3 separate regions of the Homo sapiens genome follow, and all the other regions are linked to region 1. Evidence: read pairs that join two places in POLR2A ChIA-PET (ENCODE). Cell type or tissue: GM12878. All regions are shown on one strand. Links, peaks and the distances in the headings refer to the core of each region. The heading gives the core; the rest is flanking DNA.

The links. Peaks named below come from ENCODE experiments on the same cell type or tissue, not always from the same donor. Only the 100,000 strongest peaks of a DNase experiment are listed, where the experiment ranks them.
Region 2: POLR2A ChIA-PET joins it to region 1 with 6 read pairs; 2 of 35 experiments call an interaction of 5 or more read pairs at or near these places.
Region 3: POLR2A ChIA-PET joins it to region 1 with 5 read pairs; 2 of 35 experiments call an interaction of 5 or more read pairs at or near these places.

The regions. Positions count from the first base shown.
Region 1 is chr6:15,772,901-15,780,896 of GRCh38, forward strand. No RefSeq gene overlaps it. Among named protein-coding and RNA genes, the nearest start is that of DTNBP1, 110 kb to the left of the region's middle. In GM12878, for the core only: no CTCF peak of the experiment used is centred there; a DNase peak (open chromatin) is centred at 3,841.
Region 2 is chr6:15,992,228-15,997,227 of GRCh38, forward strand. LINC02543 (long intergenic non-protein coding RNA 2543) reads left to right here and starts at 2,717. Exons shown (of 2, transcript NR_183311.1): 1 at 2,717-2,924. In GM12878, for the core only: no CTCF peak of the experiment used is centred there; no DNase peak of the experiment used is centred there.
Region 3 is chr6:15,959,682-15,964,681 of GRCh38, forward strand. It overlaps LOC105374949 (a long non-coding RNA gene), which reads right to left. Exons shown (of 4, transcript XR_926532.3): 2 at 4,108-4,256; 3 at 1,255-1,338. Among named protein-coding and RNA genes, the nearest start is that of LINC02543, 33 kb to the right of the region's middle. RefSeq lists enhancers at 1,657-1,951, 3,016-3,085. In GM12878, for the core only: no CTCF peak of the experiment used is centred there; a DNase peak (open chromatin) is centred at 2,880; H3K27ac peaks cover 1,856 bases.

The sequences.
Region 1 (7,996 bases), core at 1,602-6,601:
CATATTGCTTTGTGTGTTATCTGCTTAAAGGTGGAGACATTTCTATTAAAAAACTAGTATTGGCTGTCTTCAGTATTGGGTGGCCTATGGAATAATACAGGTGTACCTCATTTTATTGTTCTTCACTTTATTGTGCTCTGCAAATACTGCGTTTTTTAACAAGTTGAATTTCGTGGCCACCCTGAGTCAAGCAAGTCCATCAGCACCATTTTTTCCAACAACACTTGCTCATTTCATGTGTCAGTTTCAGCAATTTTTAGCAGTACAGCATTTCTAAGTTGAGGTATGTACATTGTTTTTAAAGCCATAATGCTATTGCACACATAGTAGACTACAGTATAGTATAAACATAACTTTTATATGCACTAGAAAATTAAAAAATTTATGTACTTGTTTTACCGCAATATTTGCTTTATTGTAACGGTCTAAAATCAAACCCACAATATCTCCAAGGTATGCCTGTTGTGTGACTGAAAACCCCCAAACTAAGTGTGCCGTAGTTAAATAAGTTTGATAAAACTTAAATCCTTCTCTTAGATGTTCACAAAGTACATATGAATTAAAGACTTTAAGAACTTCTCGAGTAAAGCAACCTGTTATGCTTAACCCAGCATTTGCAAATCCCTTGATCATAGAAGTTTCTCACCTATGATACCAGCCCTCATTTCTGGCCTGGCATAATCTGTCTAATCAATAGCTCCTCTTGGATGTATAACAGACATTTCAGCCTTCACGTGTTCAGAACCAGATTCTTGAAATCTGCCTTTCCCAGCTAGTTCTCATCTCCCCCAAGTTAGTAAATGTTAACTTCACTTTCCAATTGCTTGATCCCCAAATCTTGGAGGCTCTCTTTTTCTAACACTCTGTATGTAAAAATCAGCAAATCCTATTGGCTCTGTGAAAACATATCCCAAATCTGACTACTACTCAGCAGTTTCATTCTGACCATCCTAGTCCAAACTGCTGCCAGCTTCCTCCCGGACTATTACATTAGCTATCTAAGTGGTCTCCCTGCTTCCAAACTTGTTCCCCATAGTGTACTCTTCATACAGCAGCTTTTAAAACTCAAGTCAGATTGTGTCACTCCTCTGCTCAAAATCCTCCAATAGCTTCCCATTTCAGTCACAGCAAAAGCCACAATTCTTAGAGTGGCCTATGACGCCCTACCTGATCTGACCTTCCATTACTTCTCTGATTTGACCTCCCACCACTTTGCCCTTGGCTTACTCTGCTGCAGGCACACCGGCTTCCTTGCTCATCCTCCTGCCTCAGGACCTTTGCACTTGCTGGTTTTTTTCTGTGAGGAATGCTCTTCTCCAGACATCAGCATGGCTCACTTCCTCATTTCATTAGGGTCTCTGCTCAAATGACCACTCATTTTCTAACCATCTTATTTAAAATATATCTGCTTTGTGTTTCTTCATAGCATTTTTCAGCATGTCACTGTGTGTATATATGTGTATGTGTGCATATTTTGTTACTATCTGCACCCCCTGCCTCCCCCACAACTAGGATGTAAGCTCCCTGAGAAGGACTTTTACTTTTTCATTGCTGTATCCAGTATTTCAAAGAGTGTCTGACATGGCATAAATATTTTGTTAAAGATCTGAATAAACGAATACCCCCATTACTAGATCTGCAGAACACACCATGAGAAACCGGTTTAGACTTTTGGTGCCTGCTCTGGGCCGTGATATAGATTCATTTTTCCTTTTTCTTTTATTTTCTTTATTTTTGAGACAGAATCTCACTCTGTTGCCCAGGCTGGAGTGCAGCGGCATGATCTCAGCTCACTGGAACCTCCATCTCCAGGGTTCAAGCGATTCTCCCTGCCTCAGCCTCCTGAGTAGCTGGGATTACAGGCGCCGCCCCCACGCCCGGATAATTTTTAAATTTTTAGTAGAGATGGGGGTTTTGGAATGTTGGTCAGGTTGGTCTCACACTCCTAACCTCAGGTGATTTACCCCCCTCAGCCTCCCAAAGTGCTTGGGATTACAGGCGTGAGCCACTGTGCCCAGCCCCTTTTTCTTTTCTATATTCCTTATCAATCATCATGTTGTTATATAAGTACCTGCAGTTGCAATTTTTCCAGACTGTATTTTATGCTGGTTTCATTTGAGATTGTTTGCAATATCATTAGAAAACAATCTCCAAGTCACAGGGATGGATAGACTACATCTGAGAGGTTCCTGGGATGGGCTAATCTCATCTATTTATATTGTTTTAAAAAATAACTCATGATTTTGAAGTTCAGTTTGTTTTCAAAGGGTAAGGTTAGAAACTTGGAAAAGGCCTTAATAAAATGCAGGCTCTGAACCTAGACTTGTAGACATGGGTGTCTTTGGTTTAAAGCATGCTGTACTGTAAGAGGTCAAAATTTGGGGGTTTAAAATAGAAGGATGGAAAGCACCAGAGTCAGCTGATATAGAAGTCAATGAACACTTATGTTTGGTTTCAGGTGAATATCTATATTCATCTCAAGCAGAGCGCACAGTTTTGCCTTATACTTGTTTAACTGTTTATTGTCAGTTTCCCCAGCTAGAGTGACAGTCCCATGAGAGGAGGGGCTTGTCTTGTCTACTGCATTTCCAGTGCCTAAATGGTACCTGACATGTAGTAGGTGCTGGTTAAATACTGGTCCCTTGGTCATGCTTTGCGCATGTCCATTCTAGTCTTTTCCTGCTGCCTACTAAAGACTTATTCTTTGCTTCATGACTTACTTATTTGGTGCTTTTTACTTAATGATGCTCAACATGTACTTTCATACATACTAACTCAGGAGACTGTTAATATTTGTTGAGTACCTACTATGTGTTTGGAACAAAGGTACAGGAGTATGTGAAGTTAGTATTCTAACCCATAATAAGCTACTTAGTCTCCATGGATAGCTTGTATTTTGAAGCAGGAAATGCCTATATAAAACTTTCTCCTGAAAAAAATAGAGTCAAAAATATCTAAAAGTGCTATCTGATGTTTCCTTGCCATTTATGGAAGAGAACAATGGAATGTATCAAATAAGGGAAAGAAACGAAGACAGAGAGAGTATTGACTTAAGTAAAAGGTCACATGCTTACTAAAGGAATTGCAACACAAGCCAAGCAATTCATAGCATCTCATCAAAGATGCGGGATTCCATCACTGGAACCTGGGAGGTGGAGTTTGCAGTGAGCCGAGATCGTGCCACCGCACTCCAGCCTGGGCTACAAAGTGAGACTTGGTCTCAAGAGAAAAAAAAAAAAAGATGCTGGATTCCACTTACCTTTCCCCAGTGAAGATTCAAAAGCCTATTAGCCTGTTTGAACTAAGATGTCAGACGGTGGCCTCAAACTCCAATCAATAATAGCACAAGGACTGAAGGCACCCACTGTTTCTCAAGAGTTCCAAACCACTCTTAATACAGTTTTACATTCCATCTAATATTTTGTTCTTGATGTTTTCTGATCTTCCAATTGTACTACACCCCTAGGGAAAAACCAAAATTTTTTTTATGAGAAAGCTAATTTTCAATTAGTAGAGTTAAGAAGAAAATCTTATAAACTTTCCTTCCTAAGCATATAGCTATACCCTTGAGAGAACCTTAGCTCATTGTGTGCTCATGAAAAGAACACAATATCCTGTATGAGTCAAACCTGAAGATGCCAAATGGTGATATATAAGCTTTTAAAGAAGGTTAGAGAACTGAGCCAACACTTTAGTTTTGTTCTTTAAGGGTAGAATGCTGGGGGTTATGGGCACTGCATATTATGCAGGAGGGGTGATGGATGATGTCCTCATTATCCTTGTTTTCTAGATTTGGCTGGTTGCAAGGTGGGGCTGGAAAGTCCCTTGTTGGTAATAACGTCAAGTGTATTGATACTTGTGACTCAGAGGCACCATTAAAATTGATATGTAAGTGTGAAGTGTGATATGTAAGTGTGAAGGTAATATGGTTTCTCTTCTTATTTCTCCATAATACTCATGGGACACTTTCGATGATTTAAAGCAGAATGATTTATTATGACTTTAATGTTCTAAGGAACTCTTCTATCTACCCTTGACCTCATCTCAACTGCCATTGTTTTAGTAAGGGTTCTGGTTAGAAATCTTTTCTACCAAGGGTAGGAACTTTTTTGTTATTGGGGTTGGCCCTCTGAAGTTTCACTGAAAAATCAGCTCACAGAAGGCAGGTTAATTGGAGAAAAGGTGTACAAGTTTCATGTGTATACACAGAAGACTTCAGAATGAAGACCTGAAGATACAGGGGAATTGTCCATTTTTATGCTTAGGTTCAACAAAGGATGGACAGCCATGTAGAAATGTGATTGGAACCAGCCTGGGCAACATAGTGAGACCCTGTTTCTACCAAAAAAAAAATGTAGCTAGACACAGGGGTGCATGCCTGTAGTCCCAGCTATCAGGAGGCTGAGGCAGGTTGTTTTTGGCTGCTGCCAGTTTCTGGTGATCGTCAGCATTCCTTGACCTGGGCAGCAACACTCCAGTCTTTTCTCTGTGGCCACATTACCTTCTCCTGTAATGTCTGTGTAATTTCCCTTTGCCTCGCTCTTATAAAGGCACCTGTTAGTGCACTTAGGGCTCACCTGGATCGTCCAGGGTGAACTCCTCATCTTAAGATCCCTAACTTCATTGCATCTGAAAAGAATCTTTTCCCACATAAGATCGCATTCATAGATTCTAGGCATTAAGGCATGGGCGTGTCTTTGGGAGCTGCACCATTCAACCCAGTCTATATGCCATATTTATTATTCTGTATGTGTAGCTTAAGTCAGTCTCGCTAGCAGCTACAAAGGTTTTTAAATTAGCATTCTGACCTGAACCTTCATAAATCATTATTCCTTGAGGACAGCAGCCAAGGACAAGACTAGATTAAGATTTTGAACAGGAGAATGGTTGATAGAGGGAGTTAGACACTCATAACCAATTGCCAGAGACGAGGCAGGAAATTCACATGCGTTAAATATCTTTTCCATTCACTTGCAAATGTGGCCTTGTGGCCAGGTGCTGTGGTTCAGACCTGTATTCCCAGCACTTTGGGAGGCTGAGGCAGGAAGATCACTTGAGGCCAGGAGCTCAAGGCTGCAGTGAGCTGTGATCTTGGTATGCAGGGAGTGCCACTGCACTCCAGTCTGGGCATCAGAGAGAGACCCTGTTTTCAAAAAAAAAGATGGCCTTGTTTGATTCTTATTACAAATCTGTGATGGACCTCGTCTAATCCATACTCCTGTAAATGTGGAAACAGGCTCAAGAAGCTAGGTAACAATGTTCTTAAGTCCCACCAACCAAGGGCAGAGCCAAGATTTTGATCCAAATCTGTTATTGTCTCCAAAGCATACATCCTCTGTCACAAGTGAGGATTTCTGGGTGCATCTGGGACCTCCAAGCCAGCTGTTACTGCCATATGCCTATGTCCTCCCTCTGCTGGGGTTCCCAATAGGGAGAAGAGGACAGAGCTCTTAAGGCTTTGACAAAAGTTGAGTCCTTGGTCTAAGTCAATAGTTTCTGGATTCTATACACTATATTAGGAAAGGAGAGGAAAGAAATAATTATGAACAGTGTTCTTGTCTGTCACGATCATATATGATTACCATCATTGCATCTCCATAACTAGAAAACTGAACAGGTAGGACAGGTTTGAAAAATCCAAATGTGATTTTCAGGGTGGGGGATTGAACAAGGATATATGAAGGTATCAGTGTGACAATTTAGTAATCAGTTTCTTCCTCAATAAATTTAAAGAAAAACCCAGAGGCAGTAAGTTTTTTTGTGAAAACTAATTATGACACTTTGAATTTCAAAATGAGTAAACATACTTTGGAGGAAAGAAAGCAAATACATGGAAGATAAAACAGTTTGGTTTCAAGATTAACACTTAAATATAAATTTTGAATGTCTCTTTGCTAGGTAAGGAAATTTTTTATTCTAACTGTGAAGAACTGGAGAGAGAATTTCTTCTCTGGTCATATGCATGAAATTCAGATCCTTTCTTGCTTCACTTTAAAAATAATTGAATAACATCAGCGTCCAAGAATTTGAAGACAGCATAATTAATAGATGGATGATAATTCAACCTGCCTGAGAGAAACTGCGTTTAAGAAGAAAGCCCCGGCCGGGCATGGTAGCTCACGCCTGTAATCCCAGCACTTTGGGAGGCCGAGGCGGGCGGATCACGAGGTCAGGAGATGGAGACCATCCTGGCTGACGTGGTGAAACCCCGTCTCTACTAAAAACATAAAAAATTAGCTGGGCGTGGTGGTGGGCGCCTGTAGTCCCAGCTACTCGGGAGGCTGAGGCAGGAGACTGGTGGGAACCCGGGAGGCAGAGCTTGCAGTGAGCCTAGATCGTGCCACTGCACTCCAGCCTGGGCAACAGAGCAAGATTCTGTCTCAAAAAATAAATAAAATAAATAAATAAATAAATAAATAAATAAAAAGAAGAAAGCCCCTGATGGCTCAGCCCTTGGTAAGAGTGTATTCCTGCTAAAGATGGAGGTTAAATGCTTAGAATTGCTGAACAGTTACCTCCTTTGCAACGGTTATTAAGCAGAGTAGCTGATTTTTAATTAGATTTAAATGTGTGACTCACTAATGGTTAATGACAAACAATTTAATTATCGGGCCTTTCATTTTTTCTGGAAAGCCTCAGACTGCTCCTGGAATCCTTAATGTGGGCATGTGAAGAATATGGGCATTAATGGGTCTCAGAAGTTTTTCTGTTTTATCTTGTGGACAAAGGCACAAATGGTTAACTCGATTTTATTGAATGTCTCTTCATAGTCAAGATAAGGTTAATGCCCCTGGGGGCTTGGAGATCCACACCAGGACACAGCCCCATTGGTTGGCTTCATTGCCTGCTCTCTTACCCTCCTGGATCCAGCTCCTGAAAGTGTTTTACTTTTTACCAGGATGCTTCTAGAGGATGTCAACTGATTAGCCAATCAAGGTAGGTTCTGATAAGATGTAGACCCCTCCAGGCATATTTAAATCCTATTAATGGATTCTTCCAGAGAGAAAGCCTTTTGAGATGTAGAGAGATGACGCTGTGATAGTGGGATGACAGATCTGGGGTTAATAATTCCTGGCAGGAGAGCCTGCCTGGAGTGTCTCATGTCTCTCCAATGATGGCAGATGCCTCCTTGCTAACTAGGAGCTGACTGAACTGGCCGTTCTGAAAGCAGTAGCTGTGGCTATAGCTGAAATGACAGTCACACATGGTCAGCGTAAAAAGGACTCTGATCATTTAAGTCATCTTCACACATGATCACAAGTGTCTGCAAATTCCAAAAGCAAAGTGTACTTGGTATCATAGACTCTTAAGGCTGTCTCTGGCCATCACTCATAGTATGGGGCATGCTCAGTCTTCTGGAATTTACAGCTATCAGCCAGGATGATGGTGTCTTTCCAAGTTGAAAAATGTCTTTCAGATGTTAACTAAAATTTTAAACAAACTGTTTAGGCAAAGATGTCACAGAGAGGCTATTTACATTTAAGATAGCAGGTACATTTAGTAATATAATCTGTGACATTTACAGAAAACTTATTGGACATTAACTTTTGTCTTCCAATAACCCTATGAGGGAGGTAGTATTATCCAAATTTACAGATGATAAAACAGAGAGGTTAAGTAACTTGCAGAAGGTGACCCAGCTGGTAAGTAGCAGAGCTGGTTTCGAAGCCCACACTCTTACCTATAATGCTAAAATTTGCATATGTAATCTATGTGATTCTTACTTTCAGTTGCATAATTGATTTTGCCACATGGATGAAGACAACTTGAACAAGGGCAACATGGACAGCAGAGAGGCACTAGAGCATGATAGTCTAAAGCATGGATTCCTGTGTCACCTAGTATGAGTAGATCCCCGAGGTCTAGCACATACAGCTGTGAAAGCTTGGGCAAATTGTCTTAGGACTTCAGTTTTCTCATCTGCAAAATGGGGACAATAAGTGTATATAACTCATAGGATTGTAATGGTTATAGGCGACAACTGTGACAATACCTA
Region 2 (5,000 bases), core at 1-5,000, 220 kb after region 1:
TTCATAGTCAATCAAGGTTTATTTAAATAAATAGCAATTAAATGTAGAGCATTTATACAAAAATAGAGGAAAAATAGAAATCATGTTCTATATTGGCTATTAAGATAAACAACAGAACATAAAACTCTACTAAACAAATACAGTGAAAAATAAAACCATATACTGCAAAATTTTGATTACTGGAGCTCTTTAGAAAGGAGCTGATCATTGACTTTTCTGTATGGCTCAGGGTTTATATCTTTAAGAAGTGATTTTTTTAAAGACTTCGAATGGAAAGCTCTCTAAAATGGACCCCATGCTTCCAAGCATTCTTAAACATAGTATGAAGAACACAATCTAACCTCTTCCTGATATGGTTCGGATGTGCGCTCCTCCAAATCTCATCTTGAAATGTGACCTCCAATGTGAGAGATGGGCCTAGTGAGAGGTGTCTGAGTGAAAGGGGAAGATCTCTCATGAATAGCTTGGTGCTGTCCTTACAATAATGAGTGAGCTGTCACGCTATTAATTCATGCCAGAGCCGGCTGTTTAAAAGAGCCTGGGACCTCCTCCCCTGTCTCTTGCTCCCTCTCTTGCCATGTGACATGCTGGCTCCCCTTCACCTTCCACCAGGACTACCTTCCCGAAGCCTTCATCAGAAGCGCAGCAAGATACTGGTGCCATGTTTGTAGAGCCTGCAGAACTGTGTGCTGAATAAACCTCTTTCCTTTATAAATTATCCAGTCTCTGGTATTCCTTTATAGCAATGCAAAACAGACTACCACAGGGTCTCAATTAATTCATATTAATCTCTATTATTCTAGAGTCCTGTGTTAATACAACAATGTCCTCAATATCAGCTTAAGTGCATAGAGCTGTTTGTCTCCATTTCTTTTCTTTTCTCTTTTTTTGGAGACAGGGTCTCACTCAGTTGTCTAATCTGGAGTGCAATGGTGTGATCATAGCTTACTACAGCCTCCACCTCCTGGGCTCAAGCAATCCTCCTGCCTCAGCCCCTCAAGTGGCTGGGACCACAGGTGCTTGCCTCTTTTTTAGTCCCAGATTTCTGCGTGTTTGTCTGCATCTTCTCTCTTTGCCTGGCTGTGACTTCTCCCTGCAGCCATATGTCTACCTTTCATACCCCTTATCTCTGTTAGTGATTGGAAAGTTGGGTCCAAGTTTGTGAAAATTTTTTATTTGTTAACTAAAAATATATTCATTCTGGTGAACATCTGACAGTTTAAGAGGAATGGATATGAGCCTTTTTATTTTTTATTTTTCGCTCTGCCTGTTCCAGATTATATCTTATTATCAATTGATGTATAATGCAATAAAAGCTTTTTATAAACCATAAAGCATTAATACAGCTATAAAGTAGTGTGAGTATCTTTACTGATTTTTGTGCAACCTGCATTTCCCAGCTAGCCAGCCATGCCCACCCCTTCTAGGCCCTGAACTGAAGGCACTTATCCACCTACTGGTTATCTTTATTAAGTGACTGGGCAAATAGATTGAGATGGTGCCAGTAGTGTAGAAATAGATTGTACCAGGATCTTGGATTTTATGTTCAGGAGTCACAGTTGGCTCATTTTTGCAACAAGTTCGACTGAGCATCCTGGCCACTATGCTATTCCAGGCCCCAGGCTTGCTGGAAGCATTGGGGCGGGTGTCCAGGTGGAACTCTGTAATTTCCCTGGAGGCTGGTGGGGCCTGGGGCACCTGGAACCCTCAGGGCAGTCTCCTCCTGCTGAGAGCAGCCTTAGTGGTTTATCTCAGTTTGCTGTACAGATTTCATGCGCTGTGTATGTCATGGTGTGAAAAATGCTGAGAAGGCCGGATGTTAGGTGGTTATACTGAGTTGCAAGTTGTTGCATTGAAGGTTATGGATGGCGTGTCCTCTACCCTGCTTGGCAGGCTTTGCTGCAAATGCATTTTTTGTCCTTGTCACAGTAAACAGAGACATCTATATTTGAGAGTTCACTCTCATTAAGCTACTGATTTAGTTCTCTGTGAGACAACCAGGCTGGTCCTAATATATGAAAGTGTTTTAATAGTTAAATTCATTCAGGCTGGGCATAGTGGTTAATGCCTGTAATCCCAGCACTTTGGGAGATGGAGGTGGGCAAATCACCTGAGGTCAGGAGTTCAAGACTAGCCTGGCCAACATGGTGAAACCCTGTCTTTACTAAAAATACAAAAATTAGCCAGGCGTGGTGGCGCATGCCTGTAATCCCAGCTACTCGAGATGCTGAGGCAAGAGGTAGGCTGAGGCAGGAGCCTGAGCTTGAGCCCAGGAGGCGGAGGCTGCAGTTAGCCAAGATCGCCCCACTGCACTCCAGCCTGGGTGACAGAGAGACTCTGTCTCAAAAAAAAAAAAAAAAGTTAAATTCATTCATTGGACACGTATTTCTTGAGCACAGACAATGTAATAAACTCTGGAGACACAGGTTGAATAACATAAGACTCTTCCTCCAGTGGGCTTGGGAGGGAGATGGCTGGGTACACAAACAGTCACCATCTGATGTGATGAAAGCCCCGCACAATTCTGACCTTCATAAGGGGACACTTACCCTGCCCTTTCTCTCCTGTTCCAAACACGACATGAACATAGCATGACAAGATTCTCAATCTCGCTAAACACCTCATGGTATGTTTGACCTCCTATGTCATAGTTCTTTGTGATATAACAGCTTATTGCATGATTGAAGACTCATGGGTTCATTACATTGCTTATCCTCCTATCCTATCTGCAGCCTCTAGTCCAAGGCTCCCAAGGGCCCCACGATATCTGATGCATCTTAGCACAGAGCAAGCTAATGCCGACTCATGCCACATCCCCGTTACACACAAGAGGTCAGAGAGGAAGCAGGGCAGAGCAGTTTTCCTCTGAGCCAGACCTCAGAGGTGGCCGTGGTATTTTTGTTTTCCCTTCCACCAAACAAAAGGTTTGTTACACCTACAAACTTTCCACTGTAAATGAGGTTGAGACTTCATTGAGAAAGATCTGGAATGGAACAGATTAGGTTTTTAAAACCGAATTAAGCTTGAAACAAAAGTTGAGTCAACTATGATGATAATAACATTTGACCTACAAGAATGAAAGGAAACTACACAAGTAAACAAAGCCACATTTAATGATGGAGGCCTATTTGCTTTGTTTTGAAAATACAGGATTATTTTGAGCTTCAAAAGGAAATGTGCTTACGCACAATTTGAAGGTTGTAGTTTCCGTCTCAAAGAAAAATGATTGGAGATTTCACTTGGGTAAAATTTAAGAGAGCTTTGTCCTTTGAGCACCTAAAATCTTCAGAGTTAAGTTGTGATTTGTCTTTTTTGTCTGATAATGACTACAACTAATGTTAACTGAGCATTTGCCAAGGACTATGCCAATGAATTATCTCTTACTAATCAGAAACACAGCACAGTAGTGGTGAGCCAAATTTTATGTTGCTTTTGTTGTATGATAAAAGATTCAAGAGATATAAAAGAAAGAAAAATAAGGTTATCTCTGAATACAGCATGTGGCATTGCTGTTCTACTGGTAATTATGTGAAGGGCAAGATCACTTTTGAGAACATGCTCGTTACTCCTCCAAGACCACATTTAGAGTCCGCATGATCCAAGGACAGCAGCTGTGTTTGTTATCAATTCAGATTCTACTTTGTACTTTGTGGAACCCAATAATGTACCAGCAAGAAACTCGAGTCTCCTATGTTGAGAAAAATGTGACTTTGGCTGTAAGGAGGTTTCAAGAGGCAAAGATTTTTAGTCTCCCTGAACAAAATTTTGTGTTTTGTTTTTTTTTCCAGGAGAGGTTCATATCAATGCTTGGAATATCTGAAGTACAGGCATTCTGGAATTAATGAATATACCACCCATTCAAGCAAGTCAGGGAGTTGTGTTGCAAATGGGAAGGCTTCTCATGGGCCTGGAGACCAGAAGGCAATTGCAGACCCCTTCCTCTTCCCAGGGCAGCCAGCTCACCAAGCTTCTGTCACACTGGCCTCTTTCTGTTCGTCCAACACATGACTCATCTTTTGCATTGGGGCCTTTGTATCTATGTACATTCTGCCTGGAAGGCTCCTTGAACTCTGCTCTTTTTTTTTCTTAGCTCAAAAATCAAGATTTTTTTTCCCCTGACTGTCTTATCTAAAGTAGACTTTCTCAAGTTAGGGCGTCTATTCTAGTCTACAATTGTATGTTATTGCAGGTCATTATTATCTGGCTCCCTTCACCTCCATGTAAGATCCATGACAGCAGGCCCTGTGTCCCTCTTGTTCACCAGTGGGGTCCACTTGACATATAGTTGTTGCTCAATGCACGTGTGTGTGTATGTATGTGTGTGTGTGTGTATATATACACACACACATATACATACATATTATATTTTATATATACATATATATATATATATATATATTTAGAGACAGCGTCTCACTCTGCTGCCCTGGCTGGAGTGAAGTGGCATGATCATAGCTCACTGCAGCCTTGACCTCCTGGGCTCGACAAATCCTCTTGCCTCAGCCTCCTGAATAGCTGAGACTACAGATGTGCACTGCCACACCTGGCTTATTATAATTATTATTATTATTTATTTGTAGAGACAGGGTCTCGCTGTGATGCCCAGGCTAGTCTTGAACTCCAGGCCTCAAGGGATCCTCCCAACTCAGCCTCCCAAAGTACTGGGATTATAGACATGAGCCATTGCACTGGCTCAATGCATATTTATTAAGTGAATGAATGAATGAGAAGTGAATTCATGAATAAATGAATAATATGAATTTAGCTATATTAGCAAAATGGGATATTACAGGACAGCACACAAACCTTATTACTGTTGTTTCTCTGAAAAATATGCCCCCTGAGAATGCAACTTGTGAATGGGCAAGAGACTACATAAAAGGGTTAAAAAGGGCTAGGGCATCAAAAGTAGAAATAACAATATACAGACATGAAATTTGCCTCTGAAGAAGCATAAAGGAAATCTGCTTGCCTTGAATAATCTTTAAGTCTGAAAACAC
Region 3 (5,000 bases), core at 1-5,000, 190 kb after region 1:
GTCTTGAACTCCTGACCTTGTGATCCACCTGCCTTGGCTTCCCAAAGTGCTGGGATTACAGGCATGAGCCACCATGCCCAGCCCATGCTGTACATTTTACTTAACTAGAATCTAGTCTATATTTAAGAAGAATGTGAGAAAATTTTTGTTAAATTCCTTGTGAGTATTATGGTTATAGTAATAACTATCTAATTCTTCTGATATACTAACTTAACACTCTTACCCCAAATCAAATGAGTTAGACAAAATTTATCTGTAATAAATCCATGTTTGTGTCTAGTTATCACCATGTTCATTTTTTCCTTTGATTGTTCATAATCCATAGGTTTAAATTCTATTTGAGAATTTGGGGGGACTAAAATCTGTAAAACAAAAATAAAATCCTAAGCCCCCTAACCAATTATGAATCCCCCTATGGGCCAAGGGGATCCCAGAGAAGTCTGAAAACCAAATTCCTGGCCATGATGGAAAAGGAGGTTGGACACACCTCATCGTACTCCCTCCCTTTAGGAGTTCAGGCAGCACTGACCAGCATTAACATTAAAACAGACATCATAAGACTGACACAACAGACTCTTCGTGGCAATAAAATTCCAAATTCCAGCCTGACTCTGGTGTAGCATCACATGGCAGACTGAAGGAAATAAAAATATTTTACTACCAAATATATTTCTTTGACATATTTTGAAATGGCACTGTGAAGCCATCTTTTGGGGGGAACTGCAGAGAACTGCAGAGAATCTCGCTTAATACGGTTCAGCCTTTCCCAGGTCTAGAGGAGATTAAGACTCTGACCCCTTTAAGGGTCCAAAAGGAGACATTTACCACCTATTCTCTCTGAAAGCAGTTACCCGGAGGCTTCACCTACGTAACAAGAACCTTGGTCTCCACAGCTACCCTTAGAACTCAAGCATTCTTTTTTACTGACTTCAAGGCTTTACAAAGCTTAACTCTTAACCAAGTGACAATCAGAAAATCTTTGAATCCACTTACAACCTGTCAGCCTCACTTCACCTTCAAAACATCCAGGCTCTTTAGGCTGAACCAATGTACATTTTTAATGCACTTATTTATGATTTTACTTACAGTTCCTGTATCCCTAAAACATAAAAACCAAACTGTAACCTGACCACTTCAGGCATACTTTCTCAGAACCTGTTGATACTGTTCTCCATGCCATGGTCACTCATATTCACTCAGAATAAACCTCTAAGTAGTTTACAGAGTTGTTGTTTTTGTTGTTTTCTCACTGACCCATCAAAATAAGTAGTTTTCTGAATCCACTTCCTCTTTTGGAAAGTAGTACACACGCTCATCTCTTCTGTGCTGAGCTGATTTCTGAAATAAAATCAAAAGAAGTTCATCATTACAATTGCAACTTCTCTAGTTCCTTGGGTTATAATCTATATCCATTGGGATTCAAACTGAAACACAAATACTAGGTGGAATCAAGAATTCATTCTAGGGATTTGACTTCAGGCACTTGCGGACGCTTGTCTTACATCTGGTGTTGGAGTCTGAATTCTGCAGGGCAGCGGGTCAGGGTGGCAAGGCAGATGCAGAGCAGGGAAGTGAGGACAGACTGGAGCCATCTTCTGCCTTGTGTTGTCTCCAAGTCTGGCCCCTTTGGCTCAAGGACCTAAACATGTGCTGCCTGGGTCTGAGAGCTGAAGGAGTGGATCATCTGGCTGCTTCTGCAGGCCCACAACATGAGCCAGCAGACTAGCGGCATGCCTCAGATGCCCTGGTGATCCTCCTCCCACCTTCAGAGCGGGGAAAGAACAAGGCTGCCACTTCCCTTTTGGCTTCCAACTGTGGTGCAAATGTATCTTTGCTGGGCCCTTGCCGGGAACCATGCAGGGTAGGGGATTCTGGGAAATGTAGTTCCAGCTGAGCTAAAAGGCCCCACAAAGCTGTCAATTTGAAGTCTTTAAGGCTGAAATCCTCCTACTATCTTGTGACCTATTTTTTCTTAATAATGTTCATCTTATCCTTTCTACTTTAAGTTTATTTCCCTTGGTAGAGAAAATAGAAAGTGAATAGATAGAGTAATCCTGCTTTCTCTCCATTATTCGCTAGCGTTGTGCTGTATGCACCCAGCAGTGGGCTACTCCCCTCTTGCTCCCTGTGACTCTGATGAGAGCTAAAGTGTCCTGTCTGTCCTTGGTAGGTCCCATGAGCTCCTGCTCTTCTGAAATGTCCCCTTCTCAAGCTATTGGATCAGATCCATTGTTGTTCTGAATGAAATTCATTGTTTCCCTTCTTTTGTCTGTGCTAAAATCTAAGAGGGTGTGGGCTCATTGTCTCAAGGCTTATACATTCACACTTCTCTTGCTTTAGAGTCAAAAGTAAGTCTAATGTAGGAATTCCCCTTCCTTCTCAACAGTGGGGCACCACACCACCAAGGCCATGTAACAGGACAGACATACCCTTCTGGCTACCTGCTGCCCTTCTGTGATCATTTTTCCCTTTGAGACTGCCCTTTATGCAATTAAAAAAAATAATTTGGACAAAACTGTGTATGTGTATGCAAACATGTGTGTGTCTACAGGATATAATTTGCCCTGGTAAGGCGGGCCTACCCAGTAGTTTGACTTCACAAACACTGCATCTCCTGGGGGTGGCTTGGAGCAGTCTGTAGGGAGTATGGAGGTGAAGAGCAGAATTGGCCAAAACCTCTAAAAAGAGAATGACAGAGAGAGAGAGAGAGAGAGAGATGTATTCTTTCCCTCAACAAAGAGTAGAGGCTGACTTTAACCCCTGAGAAAGAGAGAGAGAGAGTGAGTGTGTGTGTGTGTGTGTGTGTGTGTGTGTGTATGTGTGTGTGTAAGGGCTGCCAACGGCAGGAAAAGCTACAGAAACAAAAGCCTTCACTGCAGAGTCAAAAAATGAACAGGAAATGGTCATTAACATCCTGCAAATGTTCTGATCTGCTGTAGAGGCCCTGACTCCTAGGTGATTAAATGTGAAAGAATTTCAAAAATCAGGCTGTGAAATGAGTCTTTTTAGTTAGGAGAGAAGGAAAGCCCTATTGGGTAATTCTAAACCTTAAGAACTGAAGGAGAGTCTCCAAATTTCAGCGCCAGCATCCTATTTAATGTAGATCTCCTCTGCTGCTTTCTTCAGACATAATCCCAAATTTCCCCCTAAAAGCACCGAGTTAGTTACTAAGTATTTTGGTAGCCATTGCCTCCCAAGGGGACAAGGCTCTTCTATGTCCTCTTGGAGCTCTCTGAATTGTCCCTTCTACCCTAAGTCACCAGAGTCAGAAGACCCTCGAAAATTTTTGAACTAAAACACAAAACGGAAAACAATAAGAACAAAGGGTATTTTCTCCTCTTTCTTTATTTACTTGTTTTAATTGGTATTTATATTTACCTATGTGAAACCGTATTGCTCTGACCTTGTCACATGGCATGGATTCATATCTGGAATGAGGTTAAGTCTTCTGGAGCTGTGCTACATTTTTATTCTTAACCTGAGGAATATGAGAATTCCGACACCCATTGGTGATAAGCCTCCATTTACTTCTAGATTTAACCTAATACCATGCAACAGTCTTGATCCACAGTGCTTGAGTTAATTGTACTGGACAAGGCAAGTGTGTGTCCAGGTGGTAGACATGTCTATGAGATGGATTAAAGATGCAACAGATACAAACATCTCTAATTCAGAGGTGCTTTATCTTGTACATGGCGGGAACAGCAACTGCATATCTAGCACATGGTATATACATAATAGCAAACATTTAGCATATTGTACCACTATTTAATTCTTACAGCAATCCTATAAGAATACATATTGTTACATTAATAATTTCATCTTATAGATGAGAGAACTAGGTTCTGAGATATTAAGTAATTTCTTTGCCCAAGGTCTGGGCAGTTTTAGAACTGGGATTTTTGACCTGGCCATTACACTTCCTGCTCCTCGGAAAGGTCTGAAGCAGCTCCACTTTTATAAGTGATGGAATTAGGCTCCAACTCTGGTTAACCTGCAGGAGGTTTCTGAACAGGAACAGTTCACAGCTTGCTCAGCTGCCATACTTTTCTCTGTGGTCTTTGTTTTCGGCTGTGTTTTGGTTTTCAAGACAATCATGAACCTCACCACAATTGGAAGACATCTCATCTTTGATGAGCTCTGACAGGGCTGATGAGTTGGTTCCTGGACTCTCCACGGTTGCTGTTGGGCTTTAGGCTAGAACTCTTCTGTACTTTCATCTCTTTGAATACGTTTCAGGCAGCAGTTAAGCGGGTCTGAAATTACATGTGAAATCAAATTTAAAAACAACTGATTATTTTCTCTTCCTCAGTCTTTCATCTATAAAATATAAATGTGAGTCCCTTTTTTTTTTGTTTTAGAACTAAACTAGGGTCTGTTTGCCAAGTGCGGTAAGACCAGATATCCACACCAAGTTTTGCATCAGGAGAAAGAAAGGTGTTTATTTATCGGGCACCAAGCAAGGAGGACTATGCAGCCAATGCTTAAATCCTGACCTCCCTGATGGCTTGTAGGTTAGGGGCACATTTCAGGAAAGCAGAAGTTACAGGCACAATTATAAATCAATACATGGCACTTATTCCTTGGTTTTGTACTAAAGGGGTGGGATATTTTGGGGAGTGGCTATAAGTCATAGGTAGATTCAAGGATTTTCTGATTTGCAAAAGCTTTATTTAAAAATTTAGGGTCAGCAGAAAAGAATGTTGATTCTAGCTCGTGGGTGTGACTTTCTCCAGGCCCCTCAGGAAGAAATTTAGAACAAAGAATGGGGCTCAAAGTTCAGTCCCTAGGTCCCCCTTATCTGAGGTCTATGGTGGGCAGATCCCTCTGGTGGGGGTCAAGTTTCTGAAAAGCAACTCTGGAAACATGTGTTAAGATATTATCTTAATTTCTGTAGGGGAACCAAACATCCCATGATTCTAGCTTCCATGGCTATCGTTTTAGGCTACAATTACCTTCTTGCTTATCAAGTCGCTTATTTACTTTTCTGGGCTAGCTAG